4 separate regions of the Homo sapiens genome follow, and all the other regions are linked to region 3. Evidence: chromatin contacts called from ENCODE Hi-C or POLR2A ChIA-PET data. All regions are on one chromosome and are shown on one strand. The core of a region is the stretch at or near the end of the contact, and the rest is flanking DNA. Distances in the headings are between cores, read along the strand shown.

Region 1 (4,508 bases), core at 342-2,841, 350 kb before region 3:
CAGGCCATGTTTTCGTTTTGGAGACTTCAACTTTTGAGCCTCAGTGTTCTTAATATCTACTTACAAAGATCTCTGTGAAAATTAAATAAAAATATATGGAAAGCCCTTTGCATATAGTAGCAATGAAATAGATGCTAATTCCTTTTTTTATAGGTCAGTATTTAAAATATTGAAACAGTATATTCACCGTTTTTTGAAAATTACTTTTAAAAAGCCAGATTTTTTTTGACAGATCATTTTTCTTCTATGTATGTTGTTATTTAAGCAGCATTCTTAGTCTCTCTCTCTCTAGACTGGAAGCTCCAGGAAGACAACAAACTTGTTTATCCGGCTTATGGTTGTATTCCCAGATATTAGCAGAGAAATTGGTACATCATAAGCAATGATGTTTATTCCCTGAGTGATGAAATGTTGTTTGCAAGTCGTTCCTATACAACTGTTGGTCTCTGGAAAGCTTCTTAATTGCTTATTTTTCCCCAAGAGAGTCCAAGATACCAGAGTGCATTGCAGTCAGCAAAGGCTACAAAAATGAAAAAACACACAGATGGCCAGAGGTGGTCCAACTCATTCTTCTTTACTCCAAAAAAATAACTCCCCAAATAGAATATTTTCGAAATTTAGGGATAGGGATATTTTGCCTTGTGGGGTGGCTAATAGTTAAGCCAAAAAAAAAAAAAAAGTCTTGGTTATGAATGTTGTGGCTATCAGCTTTTTTTTTATTTGCTTGACAAAGAATTCCTTTCTTTACTATAAATTTCTTGACTGTTTAACATTATAAGAATACCTGATGTACAATACAATTAAAGCTAAAGCCCCTTCTGAAAAGTTGATAGCTATTGAGATTCTGACTATTTAAAACATTCAAAAGAGGCTTTAAGTGATCACATGTAAATTAGATCTCTACAGAGGTGACACGAGAATAAAAAACTGCTTATGTACAGTGATTGAAACCCAGCAGTCTCCTTTGAGAGGCACAGAGAGATGATGATGGTGGTTAGTGTAGCTAGCTGGTTTCTTGACTAGCATGTTAAGCCAATTAATAAAGGTACACCTGGCATCTGAGTATTTTCCTTCCAATTTTTTTCTTTCGAGAACAAGTATGTTTAAGAAAGCTAGAAAGAAAGAAAAAAAAAGGGAAAGAAAAAGCAAGGCAGCTCATTTTATTTTATTTTTTTCATGATTTGTTCTTAAAGTTTTCTTTTTAGAAAATAAATGCAAGAATGTTTTTGGAACCATCTGAAAAATGTGTGTTTCTATTTCCAGTAGGACTTGAACCAGGACTGAGATAATTTTAAGTTTAACTGACAGCTCTTAAGCAGAAATGCTAAACCTTCAAATCCTCAGTCCTCTCTGCAACTGGAGTTTTCTTTAAGATTGTCAAATAAATATGTTTGGGGAAGATGGTAATTAAGTGTGAACAGATGGTTGTTTTTAGCTGAGATATTAAGTCTCAGTGTTTAATAGAATGATTTGCCCTGTTGGAATCAGTGGGTGTGATGTAGTTTACTGGCTGGCAAGACATCAAGTTTGTCAAAGCTAATTGGGAACCATGATAGAGATTCAAATTCCTTATATGGTTTTTAGGACTGGGGAAGTGTTAGAGGAAGATTACGACACTGCTACTCCATGCCAAAACGTTACACTACGGCTCTGCAGACTGAAGATTGCCTCACAAGCAGAAATATACTCTTTCCAACAAACACTGGTGGAATGAAAAGGACATTGGATTCCTGCTTCCAGTTACTGCTTGCCCTTCCCTGACTTTGTGACCTGAGGCAAGTCCCCAAATCCCTCTGGGCCCCAGTATCCTCATTTTTCAAATGGAGGAGGGTTAGAATTAAGATGCAATCATGCATCCAGTTGTTTTCCAAAGCATTGTCCAGCTAGGGAAGTGGTAGCACGTGGTGACTGAGAGCTTCCCCGATCCTTTTAGATCAAAGAACACTTCTATGCCTTTGTGCAACTGGTGTGCTGTGGGTACAGGTACTTTTACATCCTCTAGTTAGTGAGTGCAAAGTACTCTTGGAAGCTCCCAAGCACTCAAGGTTTCAATCTGCATTCTTCTCCTCTATATGCACTTTATATTTCAGGTTTTATAGTTTGAGGATTTGAAAGGTAAGAAAAGTGTGAGCTACAGATTTTGGAAGAATCCAGGAGCTGAGCTCATAGCTAAGAACATGTCAGGGGTGTTAAGCAGCTCTGAAGTATGTAACAAAGGCCATTTAGGTCTCAGGAGGCTGCCACCAGAACACTACCCGCCCCTCTAGCCCATGCCAGCCAGGTGGGGGACAGGTGGAAAGATGGAGATGTGGACAGCATCAGAGATTTTTCAGCTTTCATATGCCACATACTCATGCTATGTTTATGCACACACACACATACACATGCACACACACGATTTAAATAAAGGTTTTCACTGAAAATCTTGTGGTTAGATTGTGCCTTAAAGTTTTTGGTTAGCCCAAGGGATAGATGCTGTTGTGAGGGCAATTTCACAGCAAAGAAAATATTTAATGAAACTCCTTACCTGGGGAGCCCATAGAAAGAAGGGGATATGACCTCAACACTCTAAAATATAAAACTTTACTCTTCAGAAACAATTATCTTATTTCACTGAAGGAGAAGGCAGGCCATGTCTTCACAAGCCCAGGGTTTGCCAAGTGGATAAATTCCCTGGGAAAATGGTGCTTCTGATCATTTTTGTCCCCAGTGTCTAAGGCTTATTATTGTGAAGTATACATTCCCGGCAAGCATTGTCAGGAGCTAGGTCTGTTGTTTAATAAATGAACACTCATGGACTTGGAAGCAGATGGCAGCTCCCCTGAGAGGAAGTGGGAGATTTGGGAGAGGACAGCAGCACTGCCTCACTCACAATCCCTTATTTTGGCGGAGGAAAGTAAGGGCTCTTCAGGGTATGTTTCTACCTTCTCATGGCTGAAATCCGATGAGGCATTGGACCTCCTCACGCAGAGTCTTTGGATGCTTCTGTCTGAGCCTGAGCAGTGGGCCAGATGGACTATCGGTCTGCCTCAGGTGGTGTTTCTTATGGTTTCAATTAGACCTGAATCTATCAAGTGCATTGCAAATGCCCAGAATGGGGCAAGGACAAGCCACCTTTCCAGGAGGCATTTTCTGTCCTCATAATCAATGTCAAAACACTTCTTGCCTTGTATACAATCCATCTGGCTGGTAACTGAGCCCAAAACTTAGAAGTTCCTCTTAGTTTACTTTAGAGAAAGATTTCTCCATTCTACACCCTGTTAGTCTGTCCATGGGGCTGCACGGTAGCTTAGGTTATGGGAGGGATTGCAAAGATTTTCCATTTGGAAATCTGAGATGATTGGAAAAATGAATGGAAAAAAATCAGGCTTCCAGAATTTCATTTCTACCAAACAATCATCTATGTAAATTATTCCCTGTGACTACGTGTCCAATGTATCAAAAGCATCCAGATATGGTATGGAAACAGGATTGACAATCTTACCAGTTAAAAATAGATATAGATAAAATGTATGTTTTATCTGTATATCTCATGATGTGCTCTTTTATTGAGATTATCTTAAATAATTACATATTGTAATGACTAAACAACAAAACCAAAAGCTGGGTGTGGCAGAAAGCACCTATAGTCCCAGCTATTTGGGAGACTGAAGCGGGAAGATTGTTTGAGTTCAGGAGCTTGAGACCAGCCTGAGCAATATAGCAAGACCTCCATCTAAAGGTAAATAAATAAAATGAAATAAAAGAAAATAAAATAATAAATTTAAAAATTAAAAAAACAGTTAAAACTTTAGTTTGAAACATACACAGGTCCACTGTCATCTTTACTCATGGTTGCTGATGTTCTAATTTTCACATATATTCCATGACTGCATCCTTTGTGTCTTTCAATCTCGTATCAAATGTCCCTCCTCAGAGGTCTTTCTGACTACTTTAACAAAACCCCCAGCTAAAAAATCTTCACCTCTAGTCCAGAGAACAACTGGACAATTACGGCAGAAGACCACAGTGTGTGTCTTTTATTCCTTTATTCTTAAAATAACAGAATGCTCCAATTTGTAGCCAGATACTCAACTGCTCAAATAGATACTACACTTCCCAGATGGCCTTGTAATTGTTGTGGTCACGTGACTAAGTTTGGGCCAATGGGAAGTGAGAGGAATGAAAACACAACACTTATAGTCATCTTCTTATTGATGCACCGTGTGTCCTGGTCATCCTTTCTTGCTTTCCCACAGGCTGGAATGTAGACATGGTGCATGTGAATTGCTCCAGATGAGTGCACTGGATGAGTATACCACTCTGGGAGATGAACAGGGAGACGGATAGCACCTTGGTCCTTGGGGACCCCTGTAGATGCAGCACCTTCCACCCCTGGACAGGTCACCTTTAGGAGCAAAAAAAATACACTTTTATCTTCTTTAAGCACCGTATTTTCAATCTCTCTGTTACTGAAATTCAGGTGTACCCTAAACAATACATTCTCTATCACATCTATTTCATTTTCT
Region 2 (5,086 bases), core at 1,932-4,431, 310 kb before region 3:
TTCTGTACCAGGAACATACCAGAATTCTTTAAAGTTCAGGATACAATCTCTTGGGATTTTTAACATAATGTTTACAAATTAAAATCTGGATGAATGTGTGCACAGAGGTTGTTTAAAGCAGTGAAACTTCTCTGTATGATGCTATAATGATGGATACAAGTAATTATAAATTTTTCAAAACCCACAAACTGTACAATACCAAGAGTGAACCCCAGTGAAAATTATGGGCTTTGGGTGATAATTGATGCAGGTCTATCAGTTGTAATAAATGTACCACTCTGGTGTAGGGTTTTGATAGGCTGTGCATGTGTGGGGGCAGGGAGTATATGTGGACTGTCTGTGCTTTCTGCTCAGTTTTGCTGTAAACCTAAAACTGCTCTAAAAAATAAAGCCATAGCTGAGCATAGTGGCTCCAGCCTGTAATACCAGCACTTTGGGAGGCTGACATGGGTGGGTCGCTTGAGCCTAGGAGTTCCAGACCAGCTTCAGCAACATGGTGAATCCCTGTCTCTACAAAAAATTAAAAAAAATTAGCCAGGCATGGTGGCTTGTGCCTGTAGTCCCAGCTACTCAGGAGGCTGAGGTGGGAGGATCTCTTGAGTCTGGGAGTTTGAGGCTGCAGTGAGCCACGATCACACCACTGTACTCCAGCCTGGGTGATAGAGCGAAACCTTGTCTCAAAACAAAATTAAAATATAAAATAAAATAAAACCATAAAAATAAATTAAGATCGCTCCCTTCTTGGCTGTATATGGGATGTTATTAAATATGTAATAAATTTGTAATATCCTTAGAGAACAAAGAGAAAGAAGCTTATCTTACTATTGAGTTTATTTGGATTCAGCAATGAAAGTAAAGAGAATTGAAATCTCTGAGGGGGAGTACTTAGGAAAAAGTAAACAGAACATAACTAGCCTGACAAAATAGAGGAGAAAAGAGAAAACATTTACACAGTTACAGATGGCATCTTTTAATTAGGTGAAGTGGTAAGCCAGCCCAATGCATTCTCTGTCCTCCTCTGCTCTGTGCCCCAAGAGACTGGCCTCACTGGACTCTATTGCCAAGATCCCTTGCACTTTGGTTTGCAGTTGGATTTGGCTAGTGGAGGAAGGTCACATGGCCACTTGTTGTCACACCCCCTTGCCCTGGCACTGTCTTAAGAGCAGCCATGTTCCTCTATGGTCACAGAGTCTGGAGGGCTTTCTTCTTCTATGGTGGCTGCTCTTACCAAGCTCTGATAATATTATTTCCTGTCCCCTGCCTCTTTAGGCCTAGTGATAGTAGTGGCTTCTTGCCGCTGGTAGTTTTTGGGTTCCTCAACACCCGCCGTGGTTCCCTTAATCCTGGCCACACCTCTGTGAAGGATCCCACCACTAAAAATGTCCTTCAAAATCCCAGCTGAATGTGCTGTTTCTTTCCTGCCAGGATCCTCATTGACACACGAAGGAGCCAATTACGTTACTGAAAGATCCAGAAACTGCAATGAAATAACCTAATCTGGTTAATAGTTTTATTATGTAGAAAGTATTTGCTTTCTACATCTATCCACGTCTTAGAATTATACGACCTGCTTACTTTTGCTTTTTGTATTATTTGACAGCAAGTGCTCCTGTAACCTTCTTTCAAGACCTTTTGATTAGAGGAGATTATTTTCAGTTTTTTGCCAGAGTGGACTCTGAACCATTCTTTCCTTATTGGACTCTTGTCGAGCTGACACTTGCTGTACACATTCCACAAAGGCCTTGAACCTGGCCTCTGACCTCCTGAGATCCTTGGCAGTGGCTACTTTTGTTCCACCTGCACCTAACCATGCCATGTCGGGGGGATTTTATGCTTTGAAGTCTGGATTCAGCAACTCTAAGCTGGCTGTAGGAAATTAATTATATGGAAATAAAGTTGAAACCACAAAATCACCTGCTAACCAAAATTTGCTAAAATGAAATTTCCTTAAAACACCAGTGTTAATTCATTCCTCAGATGCATGCCAGGTGTGACAAATGAATCCTCTATGCTGTGGAGGTTGACAGATTCAGACTTTATGGAAAGAGGAACTATAGCCAATCCCAAACCTGGGTCCTTTCCAGAAAAGAAAGCTGTGCCTTCTGGCACAAGACCAAATTACCCAACCTGGGATCTGTTTGTAGGATTTTGTCTTATTAATTTTTATGGCATTTTGCCTAAAACAAAGGGCACACACAAAAAATCTGTATTTGGTTGATGTTTCAGATGAATGGAAGTTTAAATTAATAGATTAAAATCCATCCTTAGAATTCTAACACCGTCAAGATGTGGCTGGTTAATAGGTAATTTAATGTAGCTAAAAGAATAAAACTTGTTTAAAAACAGGAGGCTCTATTTTCCAAAACAAATTTTGGTGGTCACTAGTGTTAGTTACGAATTTTATCTCTCTTCTTCAGGATTGCATTTCCTGCCTCTTTGAGATTAGGCATGGCCACATGGCTTGCTTTGGCCAATGAAACGTGAGAGAAAGTGTCAGGTGTCAGTCCTGGGTGAAAACTTTATGCATGAGTGTGCTATGAGTCACACTTTCTTTCTTTCTTTCTGATGTTATATCCAGAAAGGCTTGTGATAGTGGCTACTGCATTGGCCTGAATCCCTGAGTAAGGGCCAGGGAAGTAGAGTCCCTGTCAACCCGAGGTGATCATGTAGCATGAATGAGCAATATAGCTTTGTTGTTTGAGGCCAGTGAAATTCTGGGATTATTTTTCCCCCATGTAACTGAGCCCATGCAGGAGTGACAAGTTCCTGATAACCTCATGCTAAAACACAAAAAGAATAGTCTCACAAAAATACTACATGAGGAATACAGTAGTCCCCCCTCATCTCTGGGGGATACATTCCAAGACCCCCTGTGAATGCTTGAAACATGGATAGTACCCAACCCTGTATATGCTATGTTTTTTTCCTATACATACCTACCTATGATAAAGTTTAATTTATAAATTAGGCACAGAGATGAAAAACTAATAAAATACAACAATTATAACAGTATGCTACCATAATCACTCTTGTGCTTTGGGGCCATTATTGAGTAAAATAAGGGTTCCTCAAGACAAGCACTGCAGTACAGTGACAGTTGATCTGATAATCTAGATGGCTACAAAGTGACTAATGGGTGGGGAGGCAGACAGCACGGATCCCCTGAACAAAGGGATGATTCACATCCTTGGTGGGACGGAGCAGGAAGGCTGGAGATTTCATCAAGCTACTCACAGCAGCATGCCATTTAAAATTCATGAATTATTTATTTCTGGAATTTTCCGTTTAATATTTTTGGACCACAATTGACCTCAGGTAACTGAAACTATGGGTAAGGGGGCCTACTATATTATATTTGGGAGTTGCATTTCTGATCAAGGACTAAGCAGCAAATAAACCTAACAATCATACATATGACCTGTAGGTGTTATAGAGAAACAATTTTACTTTAGAGTAGATATATTTATAAAATAGAAATTCAACAGCTATAAAATTTCATTATAATTTAAAAGTCTTTTTTATTTTTTTGAGACAGAGTCTCACTTTGTAACCCAGGCTGGAGTGCAGTGGTACGATCTCAGCTCACTGCAACCTCCACCTCCCGGGTTCAAGTGATTCTCCTGCCTCAGCCTCCTGAGTACCTGGGATTACAGGCATGCGCCATCACAACCAGCTAACTTTTGTATTTTTAGTAGAGATGGGGTTTCACTATGTTGGCCGGGCTGTTCTCGAACTGCTGACCTCAAGTGATCCAGCCACCTCGGCCTCCCAAAGTGCTGGGATTACAGGTATGAGCCACCATGTCAGGACATAATTTAAAATAGTCTTATGCAATGCACACTGATTCTGTAAGAAACCCCAACTATGCTGTGTCATTAGTTTTACCTTCCATAAATAATAGAATTTTAGAAACTTGATTTTGTTGTTGTTGTTTCTTTTTGTTGTTTGCCTTCCTTTCCTGAGCTTTGAGGAGCTCTGGTGGAGAGCAGGGAATGGAGGTGGCAGGAGGGGAAATGAGTTGATGCCTTTTTTATCTTATGACAAATATTCCTGCTAGGTTCTAAAATCATTCAAACTACTCTCAAAATTGCATTTGTCTGTTTCAAGAAGTCATGGCATCCAAATAGTTGAAGACCTCTTTGAGTATTTTCATTCTGCACACTTGTAGGGCGGGGATTCTTGAGTTGGATTTGTCTGGTCCACTTTCTTAGCAGGTTTGTTTTCCTCTTTCTTCTTCCCATTAAACAACAGTGGGTTACATTTAAGGTAAAGAAATTGGATCACAGAGTGTCCGAGGGCTGTGGGAAGGAGGGAGATAGTGGCCTTTGCACGTCTGCTTTGAGGATAATTTTGTGTATTTTTCGAAAAACCGTTCCGTTTATTTTTTAGCACTAGGTGGTAAAGACTTAGTTCCCACAAGCCTCCCTGAGTTGGTTCCTAGTTCTGGCAGCAGTGGCCTCTCAGGAAGTTACTAGAAACTTCAAAACAGCCAAAAGAGAGTCCTGAGTGTTCTTCAGTGAAGTACTAGGTTTAATTTTCCATGGGTTGCCTATTTTAAAACTATGCAGACAAGATTAACTTGTGGATTTTTTCCAAAAGAAGCTGCAAAAAATTTCTGTCTCATGGAAGAATCATCCCTGAAAAGTTTCTTGCCTGGTAAGACATGGACCAGTTATTTTTTTTAAATAGATACCCAGATTCTCAAAATTTTTTTAAAAAATGAGTCCTAACATCTTACTGTTTACCTTATTAATTAGTAAGTTAAATAAAATATATGAGTATTCTTTTTATATTTGTCTGAGAGTCATGATTGCAGCAAAGGCAGGCAGGGAAACTGCATTGTCCATCTTCATGCTGGACCATGGCAGAAATTTAAAGCCAACAAAGCCAAATTAAAAGCTGAATTTAAAGCCAACATTGATATATAATTCACATACCATAAACTTTACCTGTCTTCAGTCTTTTAGGACTGGAAGTAGTTTTCAAATGATCGAAAAACATTCTAGGAAGAGAAAAACTAAGCTATTCGAGGGCAGTTTTGCTCAGTGTCTCAGGACGGTAACATCACCCCTAGGTTTCTGATGGT
Region 3 (4,602 bases), core at 1,173-3,672:
CTCTTTTACCGGCAAACTATATCTCCCAAGTTGGCTGGCTTTTACCTTAGGGGTCAGGAGAGGGAGCAATCAGGCCAGAAGAGGGACAGGAGCATCAGCCACCTAAAGAAGGAATGGTAGCAACAATGAGACTGTTTAATCTTTCTAATTGCTGACACCTTCAATACAGTATCTGATATTCATTCAGTAGTTATCAAGGGTCACTTCTGTGCAGCCACTGTTCTGAACTCTCGGAATACAGAGGGAAAAAGACAAAGTGCCTGACCTCATCTAGCTTTCATTCTAATGTAGTAGCTAGGCAATAGACACATAAACACGTAAATATATACTAGAAAGCCAGCTAGTCAAGGGCATGCTTATCGTTGTTTTTTGGTTACCCAGAATCTGAACCTCCATCCTATGTTTGAGATTCCCTACCTCATGGAATCTGGTGGATAAGCAGAGCCCATGGTCCATTACATAGAATTTGAAAATGCCTGATAGTGGTTTTATCAGCCTCTCTTGTAGAAGGAGCCAAGGCCTGTGGCCAAGGCTCCACCAGCCAGACACACTGGCCCACAATTTGAGTTAGGAACCAATGACTCAAGGACAAAGAGACTGAGAAAGCCCTCATAGGAGATGGCAGCAGCTGCAGAAAGATGGGGATTCCAAGGGTGCTGGTGACAGCGGGTTCCAGCAGTGTTAGTATCTGGGACGGTAGCATTGGTGACATAACCAGTGGCAGCTGGGGCAGCAGAGATCCCACCAATTCGTGCAATGCGTGCACTCTTCTTGGCTATAAACCACTAAGCCTTCCCAAACATTCCTGGAGCTGTCAAAGTCTACACATAAATCCTTCTTCTACTTAAACCCGCCAGAGTTCCTTGTGCCCTCATCTAAGAGCTGAACACAAGTAGTAACAAGTGCTCAATCAAAAGGAAAGCCAGACGAAGGCATGGAGAGTGATGAGAGGCTACCTTAGGTAGGTGGCCAAACTCAGCCTCTCCATGGATATGGCTTTTAAGTCTCTCCAGAAAGCCCGAGAGCAAGGCCACCTGAAGACCTGAGGGAAAGAACTCCAGAGAGAGGACACAGTGCAAAGGCTGGGCAGTGACAAGCTGGGGGGCTGAGGAATACCAAGAAGGCCAGTGTAGCCTGAGCTGAGACAGAAGCTAAGTCAGAAGGACAAGCCAGGGCCACAGTTGGTGAGGCTGGTTAGATTGTCGTGTGGAGTTTGAGTGTCATGCTGCGTGTGAGGGAAGCCCCAGCTGGTTTTAAGCAAGGTGACACGGTCTGGTAGTTGAAAAGATCACCCCGGCTGCTGTCAGAAGAATAGTCTGTAGCAAGACAGGAGTGGAAGCAGAAAGATCAGAGACTCTTGCAGAGGTTCAGGAGCCAGGTAGTATGGGTCTGATCCCTCTAGGCCGAGGGCGTTTGAGTGGCGGTGGTGGGAAGAAGAAAGATGAGGAGTAGATTTTGAAGGTAGAGCTGAGAAGCCTTGCTGTGTGTTAGATGAAGGGTGTGAAGGAAAGAGACAGTTCGGGACCGAGCCGCTCTCTGAGATGGGGAAGATGAAGAGAAAGGCAAGCTGGTGGGTGGAGAAGTCAGGATCAAGAGTTTGGCTTTAGATCTAGTGAGTGGGAAACACCAATGAGGTGGAGTGGAGACAGAGTCTGCAGGGGGATGTAAGGACCTGGATGAGGTGGGGGCGAGCTGGGCGCTGGAACTAAGTGTGTGGGATTCCTCGGCACGGGGAGGAAATGTACAGCCATGAAGCTCAATATGCTCACTCAGACGAGAGTGTGGTTCGAGAAGGGGGCTCAGGACAGAGCGCTGGGGAACCAGGGATGAAGAGATCACAGCGAGGAAGAGAATCCAGCTAGGGAACTGCAGGGCGGGAGGAAGAACACAGACTACGGCGTCCTGGAAGCCAAGAAAAGAAAACAGGGGCCTTGGCAATGACCCTAGGCACTTCCAGAGGATGCTTGTATCAAGCAGGTAAGGGGACTGGGGCTCCCAGAGGATGGGCCACCCCGTTTCAGTGCATGGCCCGGCGCCTCTTTAGAAGAGGAAGCCCCTGGATTCCAGAACGTGCTGGCTCCACCCAAGGCAGACGGCAGTGAGGCCACACACTATTCCCAGCCCCTTTCTCTCTGAAAAGAGCCCTTTGTAACTTCTTTGAGAAGGAAACACCTCCGTCAGGGGAGGAACATTATTTGCTTCCTGTTAGAACAGACTTTTACTTAGGATCAAGCTCGGTGTCAGCCCCATCCCCACAGGGAGCAATAAGGGAAAGAGGAGGGAGGGGGCCGCAGACACTCACTTGTGGGGGCTGGTTTCGCAGGAACGGCTCCGGAGAGCTTGAAGAGGGGTAGGCTGCAGGCCCACAGCCGCAGTCTCTCTCAGCTAGAAACCCTCCTCCCTCCTCTGCCAGCCTGTCCTCCCCGGGCTCCGTTCGAAAGGCCTGGGAGATAGGGAGAAGGCTGGTCAGCCTGGGCGGTTAGTGGCTGGTTTAACACTTCCTTGCCTGCCAGCCCTTTCCCAGGAAGACTACAGCCAATCATTCATTCATTCAAAAGCTCTTTGCCAAGCACCTACTCTGTGCTAGGTCTGTGCCCAGCATGGGGACACAGTATTAGGCAAAAAAAAAAAAAACAAAAACCAGACATCCCCCATCTGCCCTGAACTTACAGTCTAGTGGGATAAATTAAACAAGGCACGCAAACACCTCTACAGCCACAAATGTGATAAGGCTCTAAGTGAATATCGCACATGACAGTGGCCCTGCTGAAGGCCAGGCAGAGGTTCCTTCTTGAGGAAGGACGTCTCTGAATCTCCAGAAGCCAATAGAATCTGTAGCAGCAGAAGAAAGGGTCAGGTTTCTAGAACTGCCCACTACGACTTTAGAAGCTGACGCATCTCTGTTATGCCGCGGCTGCGATGTTTTAAGTCCCCAAAGCCCAGAGCACATCGTGGAGCATGGAAGTGGTTCACTGAGAAGCTGAATCTAGTCCTGGGGCTGCTGGTGTGGAGGGTGTGTTCCGCTCTTGGGGCAGCAGCAACAGGTGCCGTGAGAGGCTCAGAGCTTTTGAAGCAGAAATGGCAATACTCTACATCTTCAGCAAATATTTGGGAGTCTTTTGTTAAAAGAAGAGCAGAATAAATATCTATGCCTCTTGTAAAACCCAAAGGAAAGCTCTCAGATAGGCTTCTTTAGGGCTATGACTATCTCTGCAGCTTCACTATACTGAGTTAAGTCTGTAGAGCATCTGTAACCCTAGGCATGTGTGTCCACAACCTCCACACGTACACAAGGACACTCCTACAGAGGACAGGCCGTGCGGACAGTTAGGGGAGGACAGTGGAGGCCGCTTCAGTTCACTTCGGTGCTTTGGATTCAAGTGTTTTTCTGTTTCATTTTCTGGGTAGCTGATTATTAAGCTAAACACTCCTTTGATGGTTGAAAATACATTAGTCCCTTTTCTTGCACGAATCTAATTCACCAAAGCCTATTAAAGTGCTTTTGGACCAATGAGGAAATTTAATGCTCAAGTATTTTATTCTGAATTCCAATTTTCCTTGTGTTATGATTTTACCTATAGGTGGTTGGGTTGATTGTATGGTAAAGATGAAAAAAAGCATATTTGGAAAGAACATGACAATTCTCAAGGTGTTTATACTACTTTACTGTATTTGATCCTTGCAACTGCCATGTGAATTAGGCAAGAAATATTTCAGTTTTACAAATGAGAAAACTTCTGTCCTGAGACATTAAGTGATATACTCAAAGGTCATATAATAATTTGTTTTGTTTTTATCTTGACTACCATACTCCTCTATACCACCTTCAGGACTCTGGAAGTCAGATATATGTGAGTTTTTTGTCAACTAAATTCATAGTTGTCTTAATATTCATCCCTTGCTAAAATTAAGGTGCAGAAATAAAATCTGTCTAATAGAGAAATATAAATCCATCTTTTGTCTGGATAATCAAATTTTACTATATTTTGTTTTAATCCTGAGAATGAAATTTTACAAATAGCTCAGGAGGTTTTCCCTAGAGTTCCAAATAAAAGTGTGTGGATCATATACACGTTCTGCTTAATCACATGACGGTTCCAAATTTTTAATTTCAATCCTTCATTACGATGAAAATTTTTGCGTTTTTTTTCCACCAGCTCTTTGTTTTGTTTTTCAATGGCTCAGGAAAGGAGAGGGGTGTGGGAGACTCTGTCTCTTTTGACAATCACCAGCGCCATCTACTGTCAAGAAATAAAATCGTGACTCATTGTTAACGCGTCAATGAACATTAGGGCTTAAAGAGGGAAAGACAATTTTATACCCCAGTACTTACTGATAAATATAAGTTCATGTACACATATTTTTATCTTATATTATTGTATTCTTAAGCAGCCTATAGGGAGAATACAATGAACTTAATATATAATTATTTATGTAATTCTTAAGAGCACTAACTTTGGAAGAGGATAAAAATGGGGTGAATTTCAGCTAAACCACTTAATAGCTACGTGATTTCTCTTACCCTCAGTCTTTTCATCTGCAAAATATGAACAATTATACTTAGAAGGTTGTTTTCTTGATTAAATGACATATGTAAAATTT
Region 4 (5,199 bases), core at 87-2,586, 290 kb before region 3:
TCATTCTGCTATTTGCTAAGTGATCTGGTAACTTTGGGGTAGGCAATGGTATTGAAAAGGTAGAATGATACATTTGTATTCATTCTTTCTCAAAATCATGAGAAGATTATTTCTAATTTGGGGATATCTGCCACCTCCTCCCCCAAGTGATAATAAACACACACACACACACACACACACACACACACACAAACAAACACACACACACACACACACACTCCTCAAATCTTCAGGTGGAACAGACTTGGCCCTACTATCTCAGCACCTCTTTGGCTTTTCATATTTACTTTCAGTTTATAAAGACACATGTGCTGTTTCCAATCTGCTTAGGGTTGGTGTTTCTGTTGGGAAAGTAAATGGCAAAAGGACCACATGACTGCCAAGGGTAAACACTGCTGAAGGCCACAGCTGCTGCTTAAGGGGGAAGGCGTGGGCTGGCTGGAAAGTTAAGGCAACATGAGGAGGAGAGGTTAGAGATGGGGTGAGAGAAGAAAGACCTGCCCCTCTCCACCTGCCTCTGCTCATTTCCTTCAGGAAACAGACACCAAGATGGAATTAGGAATGCAAAACGTTGACTAGGGGGTGATGCCTGTGAAGGATAAAGGGAGAGGGAGCAGGAACAGGTGGGACAAGTCTCAGACCATGATGCAAGTCTCACATCTGTAAAGGGAGAGCAGGAAGGAAGAAGAATCGGGCAGGTAGAGTTTCAGCCTGCAGGGCAGCTCTGAGAAAGTCTTGGCTAGGCTGATAGGGACATCCGAAGCAACAGTTTCCCAGTAGGGCAGGCATGCCCAGCCCTAGCAGACTCCTACCTCTGTCCCCTCTCCCCATGCTCAATCATTGGCTAGGAGCAGCTCTGGAGAAGCGTGGCCCTGGTATGGATGCTGTAATGGATCCCACAGCTGTGACAGCTGTAGGGTGGCAGATAACTACACTTCTCACTAAATATTATCTTTTTAAAAGTTGTTTATAGTTTTAAATTTATTGTTTATGTTTAAGGTGTACAACATGATATTTTGATATGCATATACACACTGAAATGATCACTACAGTCGAGCAGATTCTCTCTTAAAGGGAGATCTGAGCAGCACCTCCTCATGGATGCCACACCCATGAGTCTTATTATAATAGTAACGACACTTACAAAAGGCAAGAGAGGGCAGCATGCCTGGTCACATTGCTACCATTTACCCTCACATCGTATTGATCACAAGAGCCACAAAACTGAGTTATAGTTTCCTTTTAGCTCTTAAAATCCTAAGGCACCTTGCAAAAGTTAGCCTGACCCAGTTTAGTTTCTTCTAGCTGTCACATGTGGTCCAAAAACCATCTAGAACGATTTGCAGCATGCTGACTCAACTTGTCGGAGCCGGAAGCCCCTTGGCAGACACGAGAACTATCTCATCTCTCAGATCTGTGTGGAAAGGGAAATTGATTCACTGTTTTCATTCCTTTTTCTTTTTCTGAGGTTGCTTCTAAGTGCTGGAGGGTGTTGGCTTTTCTATGACTCAGAAGTATAAATCTTTTCCTAAGGTGAAAGATTAATTTTCAGAATGGAGGAAAAAATCCTTCCTAGTTTTATACTTTAAGTATGAGAATTGGTTACACAGGGGCAGTTGATCCAGAATGTTACGTTGAAGGGGGGAGATAGGAGCATGACTGAACTATAAACCAAAAGGGGGTTTCTAAACACCTCTCCGCAGGTAAATTCAGCTTTGGAAAGAGCTTTTCAAAATCATGAGGCTATGATAGTTCAATTTAGCCTATCATAAAAATCATCTGCTTATTTACTTTGACCAACACATTCATATCCCCTCCTTGTTTTCTGCCTCTCTGAGTCCAGAGAATGAAATTATCTTCATGTGAGTAATAAATTGGAGACTGACAAGTCAAAGACACAAAGGGACATGAAATTCCACCTGTGGATTAACAATTGGCCTCTCCCAGAGTTTAAACTTTTCCAGATGCAAATTCCAGAGTGGGATGAGATATTCCACAGTCGACATTTGGGACAATAGCACTTGTAGACACTCAGGGAATAAACATTATGTAGTTGATGCAGTCAGGTCTATTTCATTTCAGTAAGGAAGGTGGCCAAGCTTCCATGGTGAAGGGTGGTGAAAGTGGGTGTTGTGAAGATTGAAAACTATTCAGTTTTGCTGAAGACAGATTCTGTGTTTTAGATTTCCTGCTGTCTCACTAAGCTTTCCTGAGCTTCCTGGGGTCGGGGGCAGGGCAGAAAGCCTGTCAATAGAAAAGGAGACAGGACTTGTTAAGTTTATTTCAAACCCATTGCTTCACTTCTCATAAGCTATTTTCTACCCCTATTTTTTAAGATCAAGGTACAGTCATGCAGGGAATTTGTTCCAAGGCTCCAGAAGATCCCAAAATCCTGGGATGCTTAAGTCCCTGGTAGAAAATGGCATAATATTTGCATACAACCTATGTACATCCTCCCACATATTTAAAATCATCTCTAGATTACTAATAATACCTAATACCATGTAAATGCTATGTAAATGGTTGTTGTAGTATATTGTTTTTGATTTGTGTTATTTTTTATTTTCCTCTCCTCCCCACACATATTTCTATGAACAGTTGATTGAATCGGCAGATGGGGAACCACTGATATTGAGGGCCTTGGGTATATGGTCCTATCCTTTGTTCGTCACTGATTCATTCTTTTGGTTTTGTTTTGTTTTTTTGAGACAGAATCTTGCTGTGTTACCCAGGCTGGAGTAGAGTGGTGCAATCATAGCTCATTACCGCCTTGACCTCCTGGGCTCAAGTGATGGCATCCACCTCAGCCTCCTGAGTAGCTAGGACTATAGCTACCACACCTGGCTAATTAAAAAAAATTTTTTTTTTGTAGAGATGGGGGTCTTGCTATGTTGCCCAGACTAGTAAAAAACTCCTGGCCTTGAGCGATCCTCCTGCCTCAGTCTCCCACAATGCTAGGATTACACGTGTGAGTCACAGTGTCTGACCTGATTTCATTCTTAGTGATTGCATGGTGGATATCATGGCTTACAGTGGTTTTCATTTTTTTTTTTTAAGTAGTGGAGCTCTTGCTTCATAGAAATATAAAAGATAGAAAAGTGAGGATGGAGAGTCTGACTCTCTGTCTTGCCAGTTTCTGCTTTAGGCATCTCCACAGACACCCAAGACTTTATGGGACATAGCTTGAAAGTTACTCTTAAAGTGAAAAAAGGTGTTGAATGTGAGTTTAGGCCTAGAACATAGAGTCTAGTTCTAGTTCTATTATTATTTAGTTTTTGTAACCTTGTGTACATAACAATAGCAATAACGGTAGTAATAGAGTACCCTGTAAATGCTTATGGTTATAAGAAAGGTTGTTATAATTAGTAACTAGATATGGGGTCACAGAACTGGTTTGGTGACTCACCAGCTAAGTGAGCCTGAGCAAGTCATTTATAAGGGAGTTACTTTTTAAATTGTGACATGAGAAGGTTGGACTTGCTTCCCTCCAATCCGTTCTCCACTCTCTATCCAGAGTGATCTTTCTGAAATGTGAATCCGATCCATGTCCCTCCTTTGCATCCACCTGTTCGTTGGCTCCGCATGATGTCTAGGATAAAGCCTCCCTCTTTAGCATGACATATGGTTGTCCTTGCTCACCTTTCTTGAGTGGCATTTTCTTTACTCTTTCCCTGCCCCCACCATACACACCGTATGCTTGGATGCATACTCACTGAATAATGTGAAGCTGCTGTATGTGTTATGCTCTCTCTCACCTCTACATCTTTGCTCATGCTGTTCCTTATAACTGGAACAGACTTTTTCCTACCTGTCTTCTTTTCGCCTATCAGTTTCTTTCTCATCCAAACTGGATGTCACCCTCCAGAATGCTTTCTTTGATCCCCCCAAACTGACTTAAATGCTTCCTGTATGTTTCCCTTTAGCCTGTATGTTGTGTTGCATTAATAATTCCTGTCCTGTTCGGGTTTGCCCCAGTTGGCTGTAAGAAACTAGAAACTGTGCTTTAGTCATTGTCATATCCTGAGGCCTTAACACAAGCCCCCCTATAATGGATTCAAATATTTGTTAAATGAATTAAAGATTATTTGATTCTTCTCTGAATCTCAGCTTCCTCATTCCTTATATGAAACTAATATGTATCTCCCAGATTGTGATGAGGATTACAGGCACAAGATACGAGAAAAAGCTTGCTGACAGAAATCACTATACCTGTATAAGATAGGAGGGGAGGGCTTGCCTTACTTTTTGGTCTGTAGTTTCCTCTATACAAGTGTTTGGTGAACTGTGACCTACAGGCCAAATCTAGACCACCTCCTGTTTTTGTACCACCCATGAGTTAAGAATGGCTTTTAGATTTTTAGGTAGTTGGATACAATCAAATGTACAAATGCAGATTGTATGAAATTCAAATTTCAGTGGCCATAGATTTAGTGAGTAAGGATTAGTCATGCTCATTTTTTCGGTTATGGCTACTTTCGTATTACAGTGGCAGAGCTGAGTACCTGTGACAGGCTTTCTTACTCTAAACCAAAACTTCTTCTCTCCCCTCACTGTCCAACCCCTGCTTTGGGCCTTGGTTCTGCTTTGATTTCTAAGCCTTAGGAACACTTGATAATTTCTCACGCACCTAGAAAGAACCAGTAACTTCTTATTTATGCTAAAACAACCATATGGGTATATACACAGAACGTAGGATACTTCTCCAAAGATATTTTGTATTTGGGCACGTATAATATGATGAATTTAGGAACAAAATTACTGGGTTCTCCTGCAAACTATCTCATTACGCAGGTTATTTGTTAAAGGAAGGGCTCCTTATGGTTTTCTCTGATGAATATTTGAGTGTGAAATTTGTTCAGATGGGTATGAATTTTTTCTCTGCATAAGGCTTTTTATTTCTTTTTTAAAAAATAATTAATGGAAAGAAGCTAAAAGCAAAAGCCGTTCTCATTTTAAAAATGAGGTGTTGAAAGCATTAACATTAGAATAGATTCAGTTACAGAGTTGGAAGTGAAGAAAGAGAGAAAGAGAGAGAGGGAGTGAGAGAGAGAGAGAAGCTAAGAAGTGTAATGGTCATCTAATGAGAAGATGGGCCAGCTAGAAATACTGTTAGGAAGCTGTGCGGAGAATAGCTCAGGGGTCAGCATAGCTCTGTAAGGGAGAGGCCCAAGGACATTTTTGTGGTAGTTTAATTGCTTC

What was found. A loop is a pair of places that touch in the nucleus more often than their neighbours do. ChIA-PET counts read pairs that join two places held with the same protein, here RNA polymerase II (POLR2A). Pooled maps may share reads with other maps.
Region 1: a pooled map shows a loop between it and region 3 (2.0-fold over the local background). The contact joins the enhancer-like site here to the promoter of PIRAT1 in region 3. A Hi-C loop is called at or near these places in 6 of 168 maps with a recorded cell type or tissue (aorta, endothelial cell of umbilical vein, heart left ventricle and 2 more), 2 of 37 single-sample maps with no recorded cell type and 13 of 50 pooled maps. POLR2A ChIA-PET finds 5 or more read pairs at or near these places in 2 of 52 experiments (WTC11 and activated CD8-positive, alpha-beta memory T cell).
Region 2: a map of right cardiac atrium shows a loop between it and region 3 (2.0-fold over the local background). The contact joins the promoter of LINC03063 here to the promoter of PIRAT1 in region 3. A Hi-C loop is called at or near these places in 3 of 168 maps with a recorded cell type or tissue (Caco-2, posterior cingulate gyrus and right cardiac atrium), 11 of 37 single-sample maps with no recorded cell type and 7 of 50 pooled maps. POLR2A ChIA-PET finds 5 or more read pairs at or near these places in 2 of 52 experiments (SK-N-SH and activated T-cell).
Region 4: a pooled map shows a loop between it and region 3 (3-fold over the local background). The contact joins the enhancer-like site here to the promoter of PIRAT1 in region 3. A Hi-C loop is called at or near these places in 1 of 168 maps with a recorded cell type or tissue (Caco-2), 8 of 37 single-sample maps with no recorded cell type and 12 of 50 pooled maps. POLR2A ChIA-PET finds 5 or more read pairs at or near these places in 1 of 52 experiments (IMR-90).

Annotation. Positions count from the first base shown.
Region 1 is chr2:37,522,385-37,526,892 of GRCh38, forward strand. No RefSeq gene overlaps it. Among named protein-coding and RNA genes, the nearest start is that of LINC03063, 38 kb to the right of the region's middle. Within about 2 kb of position 1,592, at least 10 of the 41 ENCODE cell types and tissues checked have a DNase peak (open chromatin) inside an H3K27ac peak, as active enhancers do.
Region 2 is chr2:37,559,305-37,564,390 of GRCh38, forward strand. LINC03063 (long intergenic non-protein coding RNA 3063) reads left to right here and starts at 3,182. Exons shown (of 2, transcript NR_187223.1): 1 at 3,182-3,315. RefSeq lists cis regulatory regions at 2,213-2,809, 2,967-3,325.
Region 3 is chr2:37,873,441-37,878,042 of GRCh38, forward strand. It overlaps PIRAT1 (PU.1 (SPI1) induced regulator of S100A8 and S100A9 alarmin transcription 1), which reads right to left and starts at 2,423. Exons shown (of 4, transcript NR_110012.1): 1 at 2,303-2,423.
Region 4 is chr2:37,585,020-37,590,218 of GRCh38, forward strand. All of the region lies in intron 1 of LINC03063 (long intergenic non-protein coding RNA 3063), which reads left to right. Among named protein-coding and RNA genes, the nearest start is that of LINC03063, 25 kb to the left of the region's middle. Within about 2 kb of position 1,337, at least 30 of the 41 ENCODE cell types and tissues checked have a DNase peak (open chromatin) inside an H3K27ac peak, as active enhancers do.